Linked DNA regions of Homo sapiens: region 2 is linked to region 1. A link is an interaction called in ENCODE POLR2A ChIA-PET data of the cell type or tissue named here. Cell type or tissue: OCI-LY7. All regions are shown on one strand. Links, peaks and the distances in the headings refer to the core of each region. The heading gives the core; the rest is flanking DNA.

What was found. ChIA-PET counts read pairs that join two places held together with the same protein. Peaks named below come from ENCODE experiments on the same cell type or tissue, not always from the same donor. Only the 100,000 strongest peaks of a DNase experiment are listed, where the experiment ranks them.
Region 2: POLR2A ChIA-PET joins it to region 1 with 9 read pairs; 15 of 35 experiments call an interaction of 5 or more read pairs at or near these places.

What each region holds. Positions count from the first base shown.
Region 1 is chr20:62,126,236-62,132,333 of GRCh38, forward strand. LSM14B (LSM family member 14B) reads left to right here. Exons shown (of 9, transcript NM_144703.3): 3 at 69-204; 4 at 3,550-3,717; 5 at 3,984-4,061; 6 at 4,295-4,456; 7 at 5,121-5,271. Among named protein-coding and RNA genes, the nearest start is that of LSM14B, 6.8 kb to the left of the region's middle. In OCI-LY7, for the core only: no CTCF peak of the experiment used is centred there; a DNase peak (open chromatin) is centred at 3,716; H3K4me3 peaks cover 494 bases; H3K27ac peaks cover 1,784 bases.
Region 2 is chr20:62,185,774-62,201,937 of GRCh38, forward strand. MTG2 (mitochondrial ribosome associated GTPase 2) reads left to right here. Exons shown (of 7, transcript NM_015666.4): 2 at 7,643-7,851; 3 at 10,029-10,176; 4 at 12,079-12,194; 5 at 12,861-13,079; 6 at 13,346-13,484; 7 at 14,910-16,164. The coding sequence starts at 7,648. The coding sequence ends at 15,304. Among named protein-coding and RNA genes, the nearest start is that of MTG2, 11 kb to the left of the region's middle. In OCI-LY7, for the core only: no CTCF peak of the experiment used is centred there; no DNase peak of the experiment used is centred there.

The DNA of each region.
Region 1 (6,098 bases), core at 2,311-4,810:
GCCCTGATGAAGGCGTGCGGGGTGATGGGATGGCCTTCGCCGTTCTCACCCGATGTCTCGTTGTTCAGTCTTCCCTGGGTTCTGCCTCCGCCTCGCCCTTCCAGCCGCACGTGCCTTACAGCCCTTTCCGAGGGATGGCGCCCTACGGCCCGCTGGCGGCCAGCTCCCTGCTCAGCCAGCAGTATGCCGCCTCCCTGGGTCTAGGTGAGTGACCTGTTTCTGTCTGGTAAACTACCCTTGCGTGTAACTGTCACTGAGTGGAGCGATGGAGCCTGAGGGTGGGGATATGCATTCCTGTCATGCTCAGCTTGTAGACTGTTTTGTTGCACACTTAGTAAATTACCCAGTGCAACTTCCGCTTGTGAGAGCATTTAGTAACTACTCAACTGAAAGTAAAAGAGGCAGCAGCCTGAGTGTTGGAACAGAAGAATCAAATCAAAATTCATTCGAAGAGTCAGGGCGGATCTAGGTGGAAGTCCTGGGCCAGGCATAGTGGCTCACTCCTGTAATCCCAGCACTTTAGGAGGCCAAGGCGGGTGGATCACAAGGTCAGGAGTTCGAGACCAGCCTGGCCAACATGGGGAAATCCTGTCTCTACTAGAAATACAAAAATTAGCTGGGTGTGGTGGGACACACCTGTAATCCCAGCTACTTGGGGGGTTGAGGCATGAGAATTGCTTAAACCTGGGAGGCAGAGGTTGCAGTGAACTGAGATTGCACCACTGCACTCTAGCCTGAGCGGCACAGTGAGACTCTGTCTCAAAAAATAAATAGGTGGAAGTCCTGGTATATCTGCTTCAAAGAAGAAATAGCTGATATATATGTAGTATTACAGATGAAGTCTAGCTGTTTGCACATTTATAAGCCTGTAAATATAGACGTGAAATACAAACCCACCCATCATGTCCCTTATTCTACTGTAAGTGCCTCGCTCAAAAATGGTTTCAACCAAGATTGAAAAACCCCAGAGTATGATTCTATTCTCCATATGTAGAGAAAGATCCTGCCTTGTCCTTAACCTGGACCTAGCTTTGCAGATGGGCTCAGAGTGTAGAATTGGCAGGTGATCCACGACCCTTGCTCAGAATCCAGCATGAAGTAGTGAGACAGGGAACCCTAAACGAGGTCTGTAGGCCACTTGCTGCTACAAATCATGCTTGCTTGGTTGCTATTCCTAGTGTGACAGGCGGCCTTCCCAGCCCAGCTCTCTGGGTTTCTAAAACGTGTTTGTATGACAGAATCCTACAAGAGGTTGCTTGGCTCTTTCCAAGCTTGCTAGACACAAGACAAGTGTATCCTGACTTATTTGTGTGCTTTCTTTTTGCTCTTTCTCCTTTATCTTCCTTTAGAGAAGTTGGTAAGCCCTCCAGCCTCAGCCGCTGCTTCCAGCCCTAGCTCTTCTCCATCTCCACAGCCCGTTTCAGAGCTTGACTTGTCCTCAGAGCCACAGCAGCTCACTGCCAAGGGTAACAGCAGTTTGGGAGAACTGCATGCTGTCTTGCAAACCATTCTGAGAGCGAGGGGTAAAGCAGCAGACAGAATGACAGTAGCTGTAGCAGATCATTTGCCAAGCCCATGCAGCCGCTGAGCTGCTTGTTTTGCTTCAGCATGTAGTCCTGATTGATGAACTCTCAGTGTTAAAGAAGGGATTACGAAGAATCAGCGGAGTAGTTTGTTCTCTCTCCCTGGGTCCAGGTTCTCTGTTGACCTGTACCATGACTACCACATACGGGAAACTTCACTGTTCACAGAAAGTCATTTCCCTGGGGTTTTTGCTGGGTCCTAAATGTGTTCCAGAGTGCTGCAGGGGGGACTCCCCAAAGCACCTGACATGCCTGTTTTGCTCTTTGATCCGTGTGGTTCATAGATCACTCATTGAGGGGATTCAAAATTAGGGGCTTGGGTGACAGTCGCCAACTGTTTGGCCAGGTGGACAGTATCAGCCTGATGGCCAGCTGGCCAGTGTACACCACCTGTCTCTGTGCTGTGGTGGTGGCGGCACCTGTGGGGTTTCTAGATCTTTTCTCACGTTCTACTCATTTCCCCTGAAGTTCTAAAATTCATATTGACGATCTTGCTGTATGTTTGTGTTACACATAGCACCCTGACAAGCTGAACCATCGCCATTACCCGGCCCTGGTCCAGGTTGATGCCTGGGCTTTCCTTATGGCACACAGCTGCTGTCAGTCTGTCATTCTGCAGGTGCTGCTTTCCAAATCCTGCATGCACTCTGTGTATCTGAGTTACAGAGTAGTCTTTTTTTTTCCCCCACTTAAAAATGACACAGATACTTCTATTGCTCTTAGGATCAGTTACCTAAACCTGCTCATAGGGCAAGACTTTGTTTGAACTAGTTGGTTGTGTAAAAAGCAGACAAGCCCCTTATCCATGCCCCTGCAGTCACAGTATGATCAGCAGGCAGGCAGTGCTGTGTTTGTCTCCCGGACATGCTGAGTGAGACAATCAGTGAGAAAGTGGCCCGGGTGCATTCCCGCCAGAGGACACTTTCCAGACCTCTATGCAGAGTCGTTCCAACCTGCCCTTTGAGAGCTTCTCTTGATCTGGTTACAAGGAATTTTTCTACAGTCAATTTTTTTTTTCATTTCTATTCCGTAAAAGCAGTAAGATGAGATGCCCAGTCTTCATGTGTATTGGGCTGTTCGTCTAATAATAATTACCCTGTGGTTAGGGTGCCTTTTCTGTTTCAGATCTCTGTTCACTTACACCCAGTCCCACATTGTCCTGTTTAGAGTCCCTACAGGTCCTGGAACCTTGGAAAGGGAGGAGATGGAGAGAGGTGGGTGGTGCTTCCCATTTTCCTCCTGATTCAGAGGGCCTGGTTTCTGAGGGTTCATCCCCTGTGCGTGGGCCTCGGACTGCAGTTTCATAGGCATAGCCCCTTGCCAAAGGCTACCTAGGAGCCCTTTGTGTCTTCATGATGAGCCTTTGCCCTTGAGAGAAGTGTAGGCTGCTACGTCTCGGAAGTCAGCTCCTGCTTCATCATTTTTAGTTTTATTGTGCCTTAAGTGGAAATGACAGTGTTGTAGAATTTAACTTCAGAATTTGTTCACTGCATTTTCTAGAAAATCCCAGGCTGGGCTGGTTCTTCTCCAGTGTGGACCAGAATGAAACAAATTCTCAGATCCTGAATTCATCAGGATCTTGGGGCTGCTGAGCTCCTTTGGGATTGGAGCTTGTGTGGTTTTAAGAAAGCTGTTTCCACACTTCTGGGGAGGTGCCTGTTTGTAGGCACGGTGTTTTTCCTGTCCTTGAGGTTCCCTAACTTGGGAAGCTCAGGGCTTTGGGAGTGGGGAGTCCAAAGATGAACTGGCCTTGGTGCTGCCCAGTGACTCTTGGCCTTCTTTTGCTGCCTGGGCTAGCCTCAGAGGGAATGGCCCAGTCTGGGGGTGCTTTGCCTGGATTTGATAGAACATCTAGGCAGTTGCCCTCCTTTCCTTCCTGACATGCCAGCAGAAGAGAAATGCCTGGAGATATAAGGCTTGCTTCTTTTCTCTCTGTTTTTAAACCCTCCTCCCCTCCTCAATTCAGGAGCTGGTTTTCCATCCATCCCAGTCGGCAAGAGCCCCATGGTGGAGCAGGCTGTGCAGACTGGTTCTGCTGACAACCTGAATGCTAAAAAGCTGTTACCTGGCAAGGGCACCACAGGGACGCAGCTCAACGGTCGTCAGGCCCAGCCGAGCAGCAAGACGGCCAGCGGTACTTGAACACATCATTTCCTGGAGTTTGCTTGATGTTCTAAAAGTGGCACACTACTTCCTGGGCTATTTTTTTTTTTTTAATTAAAAAAATACTACTCCCCCATCCTAAGCCCCATGTGCTTTTGCAGGGCAGGCCTGTGCAGCAGCCTCCTGCGGTGCCGCCCTGGCCGCGTGCCCCATGGTGGTGGGGCCTGCTTCCACAGCTGGGTTCTGGCTTCCGGCTGCTATAGGAGCTTTGCCTTACTCTTCCCTTTTGCGCCGTAGATGTAGTCCAGCCGGCAGCTGTGCAAGCTCAAGGGCAGGTGAATGACGAGAACAGAAGACCTCAGAGGAGGCGATCAGGTAACACCTGTTGCCACTTGATTTCTGGGGACCACGAGTGATCAGGCTGAGCTCTGCTTGCCCTCCTGCCTGCTTCTCTGGTTGACGGTTTCAGGGGTGCTGGTGTGAAGTCGCTGCTTGTGTGCTCTGTTCCTTCTGTGGCCTTGGGGGTGTGCCTGGAAATTCCTTGTGAGGTGTTTGAGATCACTGGGTTGGTGACCTACTTCAGCCAGGGCTGTCCTTTGTCCTCACAGGAAACAGGCGAACAAGGAATCGCTCCAGAGGGCAAAACCGTCCAACTAACGTTAAGGAAAACACAATCAAATTTGAGGGTGACTTTGATTTCGAGAGTGCAAATGCCCAGTTCAACCGAGAGGAGCTTGACAAAGAATTTAAGAAGAAACTGAATTTTAAAGGTTTGGCTCATTATATGAAAATTATTCTCTGCACAGGAGTACCCCTAGAGAGTGTTAGGAGGAGATGCCTGGCCGGGTGTGGTGGTTCACGCCTGTAATCTCAGCACTTTGGGAGGCTGAGGTGGGTGGATCACCTGAGGTCAGGAGTTCAACACCAGCCTGGCCAACACAATGAAACCCCATCTGTACTAAAAATCCAAAAATTAGCCAGGCGTGGTGGTGGGCGCCTGTAATCCCAGCTACTCGGGAGACTGAGACAGGAGAATCGTTTGAACCCAGGAGGTGGAGGTTGCAGTGGGAGTGAGCCAAGATTGCGCCACTGCACTCCAGCCGGGCGATAGAGCAAGACTCTGTCTCAAGGAAAAGGAAGAGATGCCTAGAGGAACCGGGGATGCCAGGCGGATGGTGACCGGCAGTGAGGAATTAATGAAGTGAGGTGCTGGGAGGTGTGAAAATGGGTGGGATAAGGTGCAGACTGCACAGCCCAGACGGCAGAACGAGACCTGTACTTAGAAGGTAGAAGAAGAGATTTCTGCTTTGCACAAGGCATAGTTGATGTCTTAGCTTGAGGGTGGCTTCCGAGTGAGCCCGGAGGGACCACCCTGCTAAAAGGCTGTGCGCTCTGCCCCTCCTCCATCTCCACGTGTTCTGCTTCTTTTTGTAGATGACAAGGCTGAGAAGGGGGAAGAGAAGGACCTGGCTGTGGTGACCCAGAGTGCCGAAGCGCCCGCTGAGGAAGACCTTCTGGGGCCCAACTGCTACTATGACAAATCCAAGTCGTTCTTCGACAACATCTCTTCTGAACTCAAGACCAGGTGAGAGGCTGAATGAATGAGGGGAGGACAGTCCTCCAATCTAGAAAGGACAGGGCTGAGGGCTCTCAACCTGAGGGCAGAGCTGGACTCTGAGGCTCAGGGTAGCTGTTCTAGGGTCCTGCTTGCGTTTCTGCATGATGGGTGCCGGAGTCCCAGCAGGTTGCGTGTGGGAAGCCTCTTGGGGATCCCGACCCGAGGAGTTGGCTGAGGTCGAGCCTGTTTCCTCTTGGCTTTGCTGCCCTGTCCCCACAAAGGCTGGGCTGCACCGCCCCCCCCGGCAGACCCGTGTCCACATTCAGCATACCTCACGGTGCTCTGCTTGCTGGTCCCGCTGGCCTGGCAGCCTGAGGTCCTTGCTTAGCAGCCTGAGGTATGGCTAGAACGTGCTCACACTGGCTTTCCTTCACTTCATTGTTTGAGGCCAGGGACCATGTGGTGTGTTTTATTTTTCACACCTAACAGCTGGTCAGAAGTCCCGCGAAGCACCCTAGGGAGTGGGTGGCATCTACAGTGTGGGCCTGGCTTGGAAACTTGGGCCCATTTGTCCTGCAGATTGAGCGCCAGACATGCCGCGGGGCGTTGAGGGGGCCTCAGAAGGCAGGCTGGAGAGCGCCACCTCTTCAGGTTCATGTTCTGCCAGGGGAAAAATAGAACAGCATGTCGTGAAGGCCAGGCAGTGAGGGCGATGGGATGGGGCTGTAACTCGATGGGAAGTGGATGATCAGTTCTCACAGGCAGAGCAGGCTGCGCAGATGAGTGCGGGAAGTGCTTCCAGACAGGCCGAGTCTGGGGGATGGGTTCCTGTAGGGTTTTGTAGGGCATGGCAG
Region 2 (16,164 bases), core at 1,815-4,314, 59 kb after region 1:
GCCAAATGGCCACATTTGGCCAGTGGGGACTGTGCTGGACAGGTCAAGGACAGCCTTGTTGGAAGGAAAATAAAGACACCAAAGAGCAGCGTGAAAACAGTGGGATTTGTTCATCCGGCAGGGGAGAGAGCACAGCACTCAGCGGGCCTCCAAAGAGAAATTGAAAGGGCAAAAAGGAGGAAGCAAATTAGGCAAGACTCCGAGTTCAGGTCTCTGGTTGGCTTTGCAACCTTCTCTGCGGTTGATCTGCAGGTTCCATGTCACCTGCATCAGGAAGCCTGGTTTCCAGAATATCCGGGCTGGATGGTGTAACGTTCCAGCAGGCTGAGCCGTGGCTATGCTTGTGTTGATGAGCCCGAGTTGTTTTTCCCCAACCTGTTTTTATGCACCACCCCTGAGCCTTCCCATCTGATAGCTCTGGGTTAAGTCTCTTCACCTGTCTGCCCAGTTTCCGCAACTTTAAAATGAGGATGATGAAGGACTTACTTCACAGAGTTTTATGAGGACTGAATGAGTTAATCCCTGAAAAATACTTAGAACAGTATTTTGCAAGTAGTGAGGTAGAGGTCTTGAAGGTTTACTGTGAAATTATTTTCAGGTACTTTTTGTATTTGGCACTACCATAAATGGGGTTTTTTCTTAATTTTAATTTACAGTTGTTTGCGGCTGGTATTTAAGAATACAACTGATTTTTTTATATTAGCCTGATAACATGCCATCTTGCTCAGTTCCCTTCCCTGGGACTTTTTTTTTTGTTTTTTTTTTTTTTTTTTGAGATGGAGTCTTGCTCTGTCACCCAGGCTGGAGTGCGGTAACGTGATCTCGGCTCACGGCAGCGTCTGCCTCCCAGGTTCAAGCGATTCTCCTGCCTCAGCCTCCCGAGTAGCCGGGACTACAGGCACGTGCCACCACGCCTGGCTAATTTTTATATTTTTAGTAGAGATGGGGTTTCACCATGTTGGCCACGCTGGTCTTGAACTCCTGATCTCAAATGATCCGCCCACCTCGGCCTCCCAAAGTGCTGGGATTACAGGCATGAGCCACCGTGCCCAGCCTTCCCTGGGATTCTCTGTGGAACTCTGTCCTCTCTTCTGTAAACAGGGACAGTTTTACTTCTTCCTTTTTTCCCCCTTTATTTCAGTGTGTGAAAGGACATTGTTGCATAGCAGTGGTATGTGTGGAGGCCCTTTTTCTCCATCTTGGGAGGTAACCATTCAGTATTTCTTCATTAAATGTGATTAGCTGTCGGCCGGCCCTACGTAGTGCCCTTATCAGGGCGAAGATGTTCCCGTCTGTTCCCAGTTTGCTGAGATGTTTTGTTTTCCTCCTCATGAGTGGGTGTTGAGACGGTGGTACCACCTGTTGATATAGTGAAGTGCCTGGGCTGAGTTTTGACTGCTTGATGTGGCCTTGTGTTCTGAGATTACCCCTACTAGGTCTTGATGTGTGATCCTTTCTGAACTGCTGGATTCAATTGGGTAATATTTTGTTAAGAGTTATTTGCATCTATATTCATGAGGGGTATGGTCTATAATTTTATTTTTTCTTAGTGTCAGATTTTGGTACTAGCCTCATAGGATGAGTTGGATAGTGATCTCACTTCCTCTATTTTCTGAAAAAGCTTGTGTAAGATTGGCACTGTTTCTTCCTGGAATGTTACATGGAATTTACCAGGAAAACAAGCCGAGCTAGAGTTTTCCTTTGGGGAGTGTTCTTTTATAAGAAATTTAACTTATTGAGTAGATACAGGGCTATTCTAGATTGTTTATTCTTGTGTTTCTTTAATAAGTTGCCTTTTTCAAGAAATTTGTCCATTTCATGTAAGTTGAATTTGTTACTGAATTTGCTGGCATGAAGTCGTTCCCAGCATTCTCTTGCCCTCTGGCTGTCTGTAAGGTGTGTCCTGATAACCCGTTGAACATTCCTGACAGTGGAGGTTTGCGCTCTCTCGTTTTCCTGATCAGGCTAGAAGTGTGTTAGTTAGCTTGTCTTTTCAGTGAACCTGTTTTTTTCTGTTACATGTTATTGTTGTCTCTTTATTTCTGCTCTGTATTATTCTCCTCCTTCTACTCGACGCTTACTTTGCTCTTTCTGGTTTCTTGATTTGGAGCCTTAGGTTACTGATTTTAGATCTTTCTTCTTTACCAAGGTAGCCATTAGAGCTGTAAGTTTCCTTCTAAACACTACTCTAGCTGCATCTCTTAAATTCTGGTATTTCATGGTGGCGGGCGCCTGTAGTCCCAGCTACTCGGGAGGCTGAGGCAGGAGAATGGCGTGAACCCGGGAGGCAGAACTTTCAGTGGGCCGAGATCACACCACTGCACTCCAGCCTGGGCGACAGTGCGAGACTGTCTCAAAAAAAAAAAAAAAAAATTCTGGTATTTTGCATTTCCATTATAATTCAGTTCAAAACATTTTGTAATTTCTCTTTTGATTTCTTCTTTGGCCTATGGATTATTTAGAAGAAGCTTGTTTGATTTGCAGGTATTTGGGATTTTCCTAGATATTTTCTAGCTATTGACTTCCAATTTAATTCCGAGAATAGACCCTGTGGTTGGTATTCATATACTTCCCCCCAGCCCCACCACAGAAGCTCTGTCACACAGGCTGGAGTGCAGTGTGTGATCATGGTTCACTGCAGCCTCCAACTCCTGGGCTTAAGTGATCCTCCCACCTTAGCCTCCTAAGTAGCTGGTATTATAGGCATGCACCACCATGTCCAGCTAATCAGCTAATTTTTTTTTTTTTTTTTTTTTTTTGGTAGACACAAGGTCTCGCTATTTTGCCCAGGCTGTTCTCAAATTCCTGGCCTCAAGTTTTTCTCCTGCCTTGGCCTCTCAAACTGCTGGGATTACAGGTGTGAGCCACTGTACCGGGCCTTTCTGTATACTTCAAGTAATCTCTAGATTATTTATAGTACAATACAATGTAAATGCTATGTAAATAGCTGTTATACTTTATTTTTTAAATTAAAAAAATTGTTGTATTGTTACTGGTTTTTTTGTTTGTTTTCCAGATATTTTTGACGTGAGGTTTGTTGACCCCACAGATACGGAGGACTGACTATGATTTCTTCTCAATGTATTGAGACTTATGACACATCTTATGGTCTGTTTGATGACTTCCACCTGTACCTGAAAACAGTGTATATTGTACAGTTGTTGGATGTACTGTTATGTAAATGTCAACTAGATAAATGTTTTGATAGTATTGTTCAGATTTTATGTCTTTACTGTTTTTATTTTTCTATTTTTAGACAGGGTCTCAGGCCAGGTGTGGTGGCTCATGCTTGTAATCTCAGCACTTTGGGAGGCCAAGACAGAAGGATCGCTTGAGACCAGCCTGGGTAACTGGGAGACCCTGTCTCTGCAAAAAAAATTTAAAAATTAGGCACAGTGGCACTTACCTGTAGCCCCAGCTACTCAGGAGGCTGAGGCAGGAGGATCTCTTAAGTACAGGAAGTCAAGGCTGTAATGAGCTGTGATTATGTCACTGTGCTCCAGCTTGGGTGACAGAGTGAGACTCTGTCTCAAAAAAAAAAAAGAAAAAAAAGTGTCTCTTTCTCTCATTCTATTGCTCAGGCTGGAGTGCGGTGGCATATTCATAGCTCATAGCAGCTTTGAATTCATGGGCTCAAGTGATTCTCCCACCTCAGCCTCCAAAGTAGCTGGGACTATAGGGGTGCGCCACCATGCCCAGCTAATTCCTTTGGTAGAGACAGGAGTCTTGCTATTTTGCCGAGGCTGGTCTCGAACTCATGGCTTCAAGAGATCTTCCCGCCTTGGCCTCCTACAGTGCTGGGATTACAGCCAGGAACTGCTGTGCCCAGCTAGCTCTTTTTAATCCACTTTGTCAACCTCTGCCTTTTAATTAGAATTTGTAAACATTAACTTTTTTTTTTTTTTTTTTTGAGATGGAGTCTCGCTCTGTCTTCCAGGCTGGAGTGCAATGATGCAATCTCGGCTCACTGCAACCTCCGCCTCCCCGTTCAAGCAATTCTCCTGCCTCAGCCTCCTGAGTAGCTGGGATTACAGGCACACGCCACCATGCCCAGCTAATTTTTGTATTTTTAGTAGAGACGGGGTTTCACCACGTTGGTCAGGCTGGTCTCAAACTCCTGACCTCGTGGTCCGCCCGCTTCAGCCTCCCAAAGTGCTGGGATTACAGGCATGAGCCACCGCGCCCAGCCAACATTAACATTTAATGAAATTATTTATATGGTTAGATTTAGGTGCACTTTTATTATTTGTTTCCTATTTGTCCCCTCTGTTTTTTGTTTGTTTGTTCTTTTTCTTTGGAATTGTTGGGCTAGTTCTGAGCATTTCATTTATCTGTTGGCTTTTCGGATCTGTGTCTTTGTGTTGTGTCTTAGTCATTGCTCTGGAGGTTCCAGTCTGCACACCTGTTAGCCTTCACTGTCTGCTCAGAGTTCATACTGTGCCCCTCACAGAAACGTGGGGACCTTGCAGTCATCTGGGTCCCTCGAATCCCCTCCTGACCTTTCTGTTGCCTTTCATGTGGATTACTTCTGTGCGCGTTGGAAGCCAACTACGCAGTATTTTTTTGTCTACAGTCTTACATATTTAAGAACTCCTAAGAGGAAAACAATAGTATTTTATATTTACCAATTCTGTTGCTCTCCCTTCCCTCCTCAAGATCCAGGCTTCCCTCTGGTATCATTTTCCTTCAACCCGAGGAACTTTCTTGAGCATTCCTTATACAGCAGCTGTATTAGTGACAAACTATGTTCGTTTTCTGCCATCTAGAATCTTTATTGCACCTTCGTTTCTGAAAGATATTTTCCCTGCGTATAGAATACCTCGGTGCCTCTTTTCTGACAACACTTAAAAATATCCCTACATAATGGTTAAAAGCAGGGTGGATCCTGGCCTAGATCCTGGACCAGAAGAAGGACGCTCTTGGGAAACTGCTGAGCCCCAAGCCCCACCTGGAGCTCAGTTAGTAGCGGTGCAGCGGCGGCGGCCGCACAGGCACGGCTGCGGGGGCACTGGGGAGGAAGTCCGCAGGGATGCCTTTGCACCTTGTCCACAAATCTAAAACCATCTCAAAATCAGCTGTCCTGTAAAATATATTTACAGGAAGGGTATCAAGGGGAGGGTGTCCCATGGAGAGGTGGCCCGGCACGGGAACTCAGCCAGTCGGAGAACAGAGACCCGCTAAAGAATGGGGAGCTCTGGGAGCAGGCGGGGAGGTGGAGCTGAGGGCGGGTCACAGCAGGTAGGGGTTGAGCAGCTCCATAAATATCTTAAAGTGCATGGAGGCCCGGTTTCTTATAGGCGGAGAATGGAGTTACCAAGACCACAAGAGAAAATTAGAATGACCCCAGAGTGCTGAATTGGGAATGAGGACGTCCTGTGCACAGCTGGCCTGCTGCCTCCCACGTGTCAGGGCTGGCTCGGGAGTCAGGAGAGGCTGAGGAACCTTCCAGCCCAAGGAGCTGGACAAGGTGTGGCAGCTGCAGGCAGCCGGGATAGGGACGCAGACTTTCCTACAGGGAGAGGCACTGCTGAGACCGGGGCCCACGTGGGAGGGGCTGTCGGTCATGGCCAGTCTCAATGACACCCTGGTTCTGGAGGGGACACCATTTTCTCTAGGAAACACACATGGACTGTTCTGGGTGCAGGGAAGTCCAGTCGGCGACTGACTCTTAAGTGATTCAGGAGGAAGTTCTTTGTACTCTTCTTCCAGCTTTTCTGTAACTGTGATTGCCTCAGAATTAAAGCAGAATGGCCAAGGACCCCACAGAGATAGTGACCCCCCCAAAGGAGGTGGCACCTTTTCAGAGGAGTGAGGCTGGGGAGAGGGAGGCGTCCGAGGCACTGCGAGGGAGGAGGCAGGCGGTGTCCCCTCGTTGTGCTCCCGCTCTGGCCCCGTGTTGAGTTTTCAGCCGTCCACTGGGGCCCCTTCTGTACACATCTTTTGTAGTCAGGATGGGGAGCACCTTGTAAGGTCCCTCCTGTGCGACCTGCTGAAGACTGGGGAGCTCTGGGAGCAGGCAGGTATTTGTGCTCATGGTGAAGGGAGAGGGGCTGTCCTCTCCTGGAGGGCAGGGTCAGGACTTCCTCACTGTGCCCTTGGCACCTGCAAGGTAGCCGGCTGTCATGAGCGGCTTGTTGAATGAGTGACAGCTTAAATGAGGCTTTGAGAGTGACAGTAGCTGGCACTTAGAGTCTGCAGCTGTGCCAACCCTGTCGCTCCGGGGATATTTCCACCCACACTACACATCAGGCACCAAATGTGTGGGTTTTCCACACCAACAATTCGCCAGTCCTCTGCAGACACCAGCCAGGCATCCTGTAATTCAGTTCAGTCTGACCCTGCCGCGGTTATCAGGGACCCCAGCGTTAGGGGCTCAGTCACCCCCCACTTCAGATGCTAATTGCAAGTAGTGGGTCCCTGGGGTACCCACACTTCTGTCCATCTTGGCTACACATTGGGAGTTCCTACGACCCCTTCAGGTTTGATGATTTGCGGTAGTGGCTCACAGAACTCAGGAAGGCACTTGGTTTGCATTGCCAGTTTACTATAAAGGATGCCACAGCGGGCACAGGCAGGCAGCTGGGTGAGGAGGGGCACGGGCGAGGCCCAGAGGGTCCTAAGCATAGGAGCCTTTGTCCCCAGGGAGTTGTGTGGCTGGCCTTACAGCACGGGGATGAGTTCACCAAACTGAAAGCTTTCCAGAGCCCCTAGTTCCAGGATTTCCATGGAGGCCTCATCATGGAGACATGATCAGTTATGAACTCAGCCTCCAGCCCCTCTGCCCTTTTTGGAGGGTGGGGGTGGGGCCGAAAGGTCCAGGCTTCTCATCGTGGCTTGGTCTTTATGATGACCAGCCCCCTCCCAAGGCCATCCAGGAGCCCACCAAGAGGTGCCTCATTAGAACAGAAGACTCTCCTGTCACCTGGGAAGTCCAAGGGATTTAGGAGCTCTGTGTCAGGCACCCCTATCGCCCCTGTCACTCAGGAAATTACCAGCGTTCTGAGAGCTCTGTGTCAGGAGCCAGGAGCAGGGGCCAAGTGTGTTCTTCTCATTCTATCGGTGCCACAGCCAGGGCCGCGGTTGTGCAGCCGTGTGGATCAGCTCAGCCCGTCCTCACCCAGCCGTGTGAGGAGGCCGAGGCCACACAGGTGGATGGCCTTCCCTTAGAGTTACTTTCCAGAGCCTGGGTGCTTAGCCGCTATGCCCCATGTTTAATATTCTTGTGTTCCAATGTAACAACTTTAAAATTACACAGGATAACACTCTTGATAACATTTTAATAAATGGGTGTTTTTCTTTTCAAGAAATTTTGACTTGCACTTCAGATTTCCTTTTTAATATTTTCGTTGAGCGGAACCTTGCTATTCCATAAGAGGATGTGTCCAGTGTTGTGGAAGATTTCATGTTTTAAATCCTTTGTACAGAAATCCTGCTCCCAAGTCACAGATAGGCTGACGGGTCAGAGGGCAAGACGTGACCCAGGGCCGAGAGGGTGAGTGACCAGGAAAATCGGATTCATCAGTTCACTTGTTTGTTTCAGAAACGTGCACAAAGACCTGCTGCATGAGGCCCTCGTCTTCAGTTTCTGTTTCATGCCCAGCATTAAACCAAGTATCTCATTTTGCCAATTTGACTTCTGTAGGGGCCATGGCACCTGCAAGGTGTTTCTCAGCAAGATTGAGGACCGTGTTTCAGGGCGTGGGGCATTGGGCTTTGTCCACATGGGCTGGCCTGAAGCCCAGCCGGCTACTGCCACAGCGGGCTTCTCCCAGGCTGCTCTCGGTCGGCCGTGCGGACCTCGCCAAGCATCAGGAACTCCCGGGGAAGAAGCTGCTCTCTGAGAAAAAGCTGGTGAGACTCCTGGAGTTAGAGCAGCTTGCCTGTCTCCTCCTCAGAAGGCACAGGGTGTGGTTTCGGGTCCTCCTCTGGGTCTCATCTCTGTTGATGTTAGTTGATGATCTTAGTGATGGGGCACGTGGAGCTTCTTGAAAATGACAGGGTGAAACGCAGGCCTGCGTGCTAAATCCCACGCTCAGCAAATCCCAGCAGGCTGGGAGAGGCGCTGCGTGCTTGGAAAGCCGTGATACAGGCTGCTCATTTTCCCATGAGCCTGTGTATTTTACATGTATGTTACATATATCCTTTCATATGTGTGGCTATTTCTTAATTTAAAACAAATGCGGAGGCTGGGCACGGTGGCTCATGCCTGTTATCCCAACACTTTGGGAGGCTAAGGCAGGCGGATCACTTGAGGTCAGGAGTTCGAGACCAGCCTGGCCAACATGGTGAAACCCTGTCTCTACTAAAAAAAAAAAAAAAACCTTTTTAAATTAATAAATAAATAAAAATAAAACAAGTAGGGGGGAATATACCTTCCGTTTTATGGTTCTTTAAGCCTTATAAGTTTTTCTTGTTCTATTTACCAAAACCTCCTATTTAAAGCATGAATTGTCTCTAATAAATTCAAGAAAATGCACGTTTATGACTCCCTTCGTTTCCTGCTGAATGGAGGGGCTCCAGATAAGCATTACTGGGACAAACAGCACTTCCAGTGGAAAAGCCGCTTTGGTGGGATGTGTGCTCAAATAGCTGAAGCGTTAGCACAGGCTTGTCTCCTCCCCAGGAGAGAAAGTGAGTCGAGGTTTTGTCCTCCACGAAGTGCTCACCAGTGGGGCTTTCCTCCCTGTCTGGTGGATTTTGCTTGCGTTGGCGCATGACAGCATTACACATTGAAATTTGGAAATAACAGTTCGTGGTTTTCCCACATGGTGGTGCCAAAGAATCTTAGAATGTTTGTGTTTTAAATTTTTAAATTTTTTTTTGTGTTTAAATTTTTGTGTTTAAAAATTTTAAATGTTTTAAAATTTTCTTTTAAAAGAAAAAAAAACTGCATTTGAGGAGTATTGGATCGGAGTGCAGAGGCAGCAGCCCTGGGTGGCTGTCAGGGGCAGGGCACGTCTGTCTGTGCACGTGGGCAGAAGCCAGGTGTCCTCCCCAGCGTGTGGTGAGGTTGCAGCACCCTGGGCTGCGGGAGCTGACCCTCCTGTGGTAGGAGCTGTTGTGTGTTGAACAGTAACCTGGTTGGTTCTCTCTCTTCATCCAGATTGCACCTACCTTAGTGACCTACAGAACAGCTTTCCTAGCCGGGCACAGTGGCTCACGCCTGTAGTCCCAGCACTTTGGGAGGCCGAGGCGGGTGGATCACGAGGTCAGGAGATCGAGACCATCCTGGCCAACACGGTGAAACCCCGTCTCTACTAAAAATACAAAAAACTAGCCGGGCGCAGTGGCGGGTGCCTGTAGTCCCAGCTACTTAGGAGGCTGAGGCAGGAGAATGGCATGAACCTGGGAGGCAGAGCTTGCAGTGAGCCGAGATCCCACCGTTGCACTCCAGCCTGGGCGACAGAGCGAGACTCTGCCTCAAAAAAAACCACAAAAAACAAAACAGCTTTCCCTCCAGCGAGGGGCTCTGTTTGCCTCACCACATTTTTTAAATGAGCCCTGTTTTCATCAGGCCCCAGAAAATACTCTTTCTTCAGAGTCGAAAGCCTGGTAATTGTCCAGGAACGATTCTAACTTCCTATTTCTCTATCGCATCCTGGGAAACTAGAACTTTCTAAGAGTAAAGATCTATGATTTCAGGAATGGTTTTTTTGAATGGAAAGACACATTATATAAGGAATATTTCCTAAACAAGATGTGGGTTTTTTAGCTTAGAAATGCTGATTTTTGTTGTTGGTTTTTAAATCAGTCTCACCCAGAGTAAGAAATGCTGAATTTTTGAAGTGTAGGTCCACACAGAATACTTACATCTGCATTGTGGATTTACCTCAGTCTACAAATGCAACTGACTTGTGGAGACTGTTTTTTATCTTCGGAATTTAGAAGTGATTAGCAATATTAGTGTCATTAACCTCTAATTTTAATAGGCTGTTATAGATAGAAGATGTACATCTCAAATGGATGCATGGTGTCTTGAAAGGACCTTGGAGTGTTGAGATGACGTGGGATATTTGTGTTCTCTGTAGAAAAGGTACTTTGTGGACTATCGGAGAGTGCTTGTCTGTGGAGGAAACGGAGGCGCTGGGGCAAGCTGCTTCCACAGTGAGCCCCGCAAGGAGTTTGGAGGCCCTGATGGAGGGGACGGAGGCAACGGTGGACACGTCATTCTGAGAGGCAGGTGCCCTGGGGCAGTGCAGCGGGGTTGAGGAGGGGCCCCGAGACTGCATGTGCATTTGAACTAAAAACCTGATGTATGGGCAGGCACAGTGGCTTATGCCTGTGATCCCAGCACTTGGAGAGGCTGAGGCAGGAGGATCACTTGAGCCCATAAGTTCAAGACCAGCCTGGACAATATAGCAAGACCATGTCTTTTTTGTTTGTTTGTTTTTTTGTTTTTTTTTTTTTGCCTCAAGGTTTGTGGATCTACAAAAAATTTTTGAAAAAATTAGCCAGACATGGTAGCGTGCACCTGTGGTCCCAGCTACTCAGGAGGATTGCTGGATCCCAGAAGTTCAAGGCTGCAGTGAATCGTGATCACACCACTGCATATTCCAGCATGGGTGACAGAGCAATACCCTATCTCTAAAAAAAAAAAAAGTAAAATTTTTAAAACCCAGCTAGGCGCAGTGGCTCATGCCTGTAATCCCAGAACTTTGGGAGACCGAGGCGGGTGGATCGCTTGAGGTCCGGAGTTCGAGACCAGCCTGGCCAACGTGGTGAAATCCTGTCTCTTAAAAAATAATAATAATAACCAGATGTGGTGGCACACACTGATAGTCCCAGCTACTTGGGGCTGAAGCAGGAGGATGGCTTGAGCCCAGGAGGTCGAGGTTGCAGTGAGCTCCGATTGTGCTGCTGCACTCCAGCCTGGCCAACAGAGGAAGACCCTATCTCAAAAAAACAAAACAAAACAAACAAACAAAAAAAACCCTGATGTATGGATATCATTTTTATAAATTATATGGATATTCAGCCGGGCGTGGTGGCTCACACCTGTAATCCCAGCACTTTGGGAGACCGAGGCGGGTGGATCGCTTAAGGTCAGGAGTTCGAGACCAGCCTGGCCAACATGGTGAAACCCCGTCTCTACAAAAAATACAAAAAAAATTAGCTGGGCGTGGTGGTGGGCACTTGTAATCCCAGCTACTAGGGAGGCTGAGGCAGGAGAATTGCTTGAATCCAGGAGGCAGAGGTTGCGGTGAGCTGAGATCGTGCCATTGCACTCTAGCCTCGGCAACAAGAGTGAAACTCCGTCTCAAAAAAATAAAAACATAAAACATAAAAAAAAAATTATATGGATATTCATAGTTAAGTAGCACACCCAAAAAAGCAACTTTGAGGCCAGGCGCAGTGGCTCATGCCTATAATTCCAGCACTTTGGGAGGCCAAGGCGAGTGGATCACCTGAGGTCAGGAGTTCAAGACCAGCCTGGCCAATATGGAGAAACCCCATCTCTACTAAAAATAGAAAAATTAGCCAGGCGTGGTGGCAGATGCCTGTAATCCCAGCTATTTGGGAGGCTGAGGCACGAGAATTGCTTGAGCCCAGGACACAGATGTTGCAGTGAGCCAAGATCATGCCACTGCACTCCTGCCTGGCTGACAGAGCGAGACTCTGTCTAAAAAAAAAAAGAAAAAGCAACTTTGAACATGTTTTGTTTTGTTTGTTTAATTTCAGGAGCACAGAGAGTTTCCTGTCAGGGAAGCTGACATGTCGGTCGCGTGAAAGCACGAGGCCTGTGTGGTGGGTTCGGTGGGTGCCGCTGGCTGCTGGTTATATTCACACTCAGCATAGACGCATAGCGAGCTGGGAGTGAAGCCTTCACAACAAAAGCATAGAATACAGCTACTGTAAAAAATAAGAAATTTAAAAATTTTCAGAAATGATAGCACTTTTTGAAGGAAAATAAGGATTTCATTTTTAAAAAATCACTTTGCTGGTTTTGTAACTTCTGCTGCACCCTCACTCCATGCTTCCATACCTATTTTTAAGGTTCTTAAACTGGACCCAGACACATCAGCAATAGGCCATGGTTGTCGTAACACAAAGGGACTGAGATTCTTGTTCTTGCTTTAGTTGACCAGCAAGTCAAGTCCCTGTCGTCGGTCCTGTCGCGGTACCAGGGTTTCAGTGGAGAAGATGGAGGGAGTAAAAACTGCTTCGGGCGCAGTGGCGCCGTCCTCTACATCCGGGTGAGCCGAGACTGCCGGACCTGGCCCTGTCCCCGTTGTTCTGGATCATCCAGCTCCTGGGGGCCACCGTGTGACCCACGGGGCCCCTGTGGCTTGATGCCCACAGCTAGGAAACAGCACAATGGAAACGGAGGCTGGCAGACAGCGGGAAAGCAGCCCCACCCCTCAAAGCAAACCCAGACGGGCATTTGTACCAGGGTCTCACACCATGTGCATGTCTAGTGAAAAAGTCATGAAACGATTCTCTTTTAAAAAGAGGGAGCCCACGGCACGGACGCTTCCTCCGTCTCTGACCCCATGAGCCGACCTCTGACTGAGGGAGGCCACTGGCACCCAGCGGGCCTGCGTCTCCTTCGCGAGCTGAATTCACTCGTCTCTTAGATGTTTTTTCTGGTGCTTCAGTTCACACTAACGTTTTAGAAACACTATTTGAAAAAGCCCTTTGTGCAGTCAGAAGGGTGTGTACGCAGCCCCGTGAAAGCCCTGGAGCACTGGGACCTTTTCCTTGTGCTCCGGAGCTGTTGGCAGAGGTGAGTGGGGCGGGCAGCTGCCCGGGGCACAGTCCGCTCTTGTCTTCTTTCCTTAGCGCTTGCTTCAGGAATGGGTTAAGGCCTCCTTTCCTCACTGCTGGTAGAGCTCAGCTGATGAGTGCCTGCTGTTCCCCAGGTCCCCGTGGGCACGCTGGTGAAGGAGGGAGGCAGAGTTGTGGCCGACCTGTCTTGCGTGGGAGATGAGTACATTGCCGCGCTGGGCGGGGCAGGAGGGAAAGGCAACCGCTTCTTCCTGGCCAACAACAACCGTGCCCCTGTGACCTGTACCCCTGGACAGCCAGGACAGCAGCGAGTTCTCCACCTGGAGCTCAAGACGGTGGCCCACGCCGGAATGGTAGGTGTCCCCACTGCCAACAGCATCTGCACACACTCAGCTCTAGAAAATCCACTTTTCTCAATGGGGATTTGCCAGTGGCCTGGAAGAGAACAGCTTTGCGACTCACCTTTTTCCCATCAGTACACTGCTGACTTGGTCGTGAGCATGAGCCCTTGTGACTCCCCCAGCCCTGAAATCCTCCCTCCAATCCCAGTTAGTTACAGACTCTGCGCTAACAAAGGTGCTGCCGCGGGCCGTGCCACCGTCTTCCCTCTTTCCCCCAGGTGGGATTCCCCAACGCCGGGAAGTCCTCACTGCTCCGGGCCATTTCAAACGCCAGACCCGCCGTGGCTTCCTACCCGTTCACCACCCTGAAGCCCCACGTCGGGATCGTCCACTACGAAGGCCACCTACAAATAGCAGGTAGAACTTCCAGAATTCTCCCAAAGGTTAGATTTAAATGATGTAATTCAGAAAAGTAATGATGTAACTCTTAAATTTAGCTTTCTGTTTAAAATGTAGCATTGTTGGCCAGGCGTGGTGGCTCACACCTGTAACCCCAGCACTTTGGGAGGCCGAGGCAGGCGGATCACGAGGTCAGGAGATCGACACCATCCTGGCTAACATGGTGAAACCCCGTCTCTACTAAAAATACAAAAAAATTAGCTGGGTGTGGTGGCGGGCACCTGTAGTCCCAGCTACTTGGGAGGCTGAGGATGGAGAATGGCATGAACCCAGAAGGCAAAGCTTGCAGTGAGCCGAGATCATGCCACTGCACTCCAGCCTGGGCGACAGAGCGAAACTCCATCTCAAAAAAAAAAAAAAAAAAGTAGCATTGTTTTTCCTAATGTAAACAACTTTTTTTTTTTTTTTTTTTTGAGACGGAGTCTCACTCTGTCACCCTGGCTGGAGTGCAGTGGTGCGATCTCAGCTCACTGCAACCTCCACCTCCCATATTTAAGTGATTCTCCTGCCTCAGCCTCCCAAGTAGCTGGGATTACAGGCGTGCGCCACCACGCCCAGTTAATTTTTTTGTATTTTTAGTAGAGACGGGGTTTCACCATGTTGGCCAGGCTGGTCTCGAACTCCTGATCTCAAGTGATCTGCCCCCCGCCCCACCTTGGTCTCCCAAAGTGTTGGGATTACAGGCGTGAGCTACTGCACCTGGCCCTAATTTAAACAATTTTCATCAGCCTGTTCTCTATGAAAATCAGGTTCCCACCCCATCCCCTAGGAATCTGTCAGTTACAGTTCAGAAACCTGCATTGAAATTCCAGCCGAGGACAGTATTTCTTCCCACTCTATTTGTCCCCTCTCATCTGTGGAAGCTCAGCAGCATCACAACACGTGACTTAAAAGCTTTCCTTGTGCCGTTTGAGAGAATAAAACTTTTTCCCAGAAGACAATACACCCATTAAAAATAGTAAGCCTGCTGGTAAGGTTATTTGGATGGCACTTTATATCTGCAGAGTACTCTACATGTAAATTTCTATCAGTAATCAAATGATTAGTAGAGTACAGGCAGCCATTTTCCTCTTTTTTGAATCCTATTAGAAGCAGAAAGAGAAGGTATGAAATGTACTCTACTAGATAGATCCATCGCCACGCTGGTCTCCCAAACATCTCCAAGCATTGAATTCCTCAGGTGTCAGTTGGCCCAGTGAATCACCCAGGTGCTAAATCAAATGGCTTCAGTTCAAGGCGTTCCTTGAAAGGAAAGTGTTAGAACTCAGGAAATCCGCCTTCGCAGTGGGCTCCAGGCCTTCTCTCCCAGGCTCGAGGTGGAAGGCGCTCTTGGGTGCTGGGTGTGCCAAGTGGTCACCTCGTGTGCCCCTGTCTTCCCTGCAGTGGCCGACATCCCCGGCATCATACGAGGCGCCCACCAGAACAGGGGTCTGGGGTCCGCCTTCCTCAGGCACATCGAGCGCTGCCGCTTTCTCTTGTTCGTGGTGGATCTTTCTCAGCCTGAGCCGTGGACTCAAGTTGACGATTTAAAATATGAACTGGAGATGTATGAAAAGGGCCTGTCTGCGAGGCCCCACGCAATCGTCGCAAACAAGATTGACCTCCCTGAAGCCCAAGCCAATCTGTCCCAGCTCCGGGATCACTTGGGACAGGAGGTCATCGTGCTGTCGGCGTTGACCGGCGAGAACCTGGAGCAGCTGCTGTTGCACCTGAAGGTGCTGTATGACGCCTACGCGGAGGCCGAGCTGGGCCAGGGCCGCCAGCCGCTCAGGTGGTAGCCACGCCAGAGCGGGGTCGCCTCTGGGCCTCTGTCTGAGCAAACCTGGGTGTGAATTCGGTGGTTTTGAATGCATAAAGTGCCTTGTGGACACGGGGGAGTTGTGGTGCTTCTGGGTCTCTGGGCCCCGCCTGCTGGCCTGAGATGCCCTCATGTTGGGAAGCATTCCGTGCCCCCTACCCCGCCTGCCCTCCGTATTTCCTGCACCTGTCAGCCTGCACCGACTGATGAGCCAGTTGCTCATTTGTGCTGATTAACACCCCTAATAAGGGGTTGGGGTGCCCATAACGGGGTGGCCCTGCCGCTGACTCAGGTCTCCGCCATGCACGCGTGGACTCTCGGATGAGCTCAGCAGAACCGCACAGCCAGAGCCCCAGGTCAGAAGTGCAGACCAGGGTTCTCAGCACAGTGCCCGTCGTGCTTCCATGGCTTGCTACGGAGAGAGACCTCTGGATCCACACTGGGGCTGCGTCTGGCCCGTTGTCCAGCAGCCCTGCGGTACCGCAAGCCCAGGCACCAGTGTCTCGGGGGGCCTCACTGCTGCGCAAGGGGTGGGGCCGAGGATGCAAGTCCAGGCAGAGCGGCGCAGGCAGCTGTGAGCTTTTCTCCATCAGCCGTCTGAGAAGAGCAGTGAGGCCAGCTGCTTCCTGTCCTTCAGAACACTTCTCTGTGCTCAGTGGGAGCCAGGAAGCCTCAGGCTTCACGACTGAATGCACCCAATATCCGACCTGGCTGCGTGTTTCTGGCTGGGCTGCCGTGTGCACAGCAAGTTAACTAGAGGGGCTGTGGGCCATGGAACTGTCAGCGTTATTCTCAGAAGGCGGCCGTGGCATGGGCAGGGTATAGTGAGGAGTGGAAGGA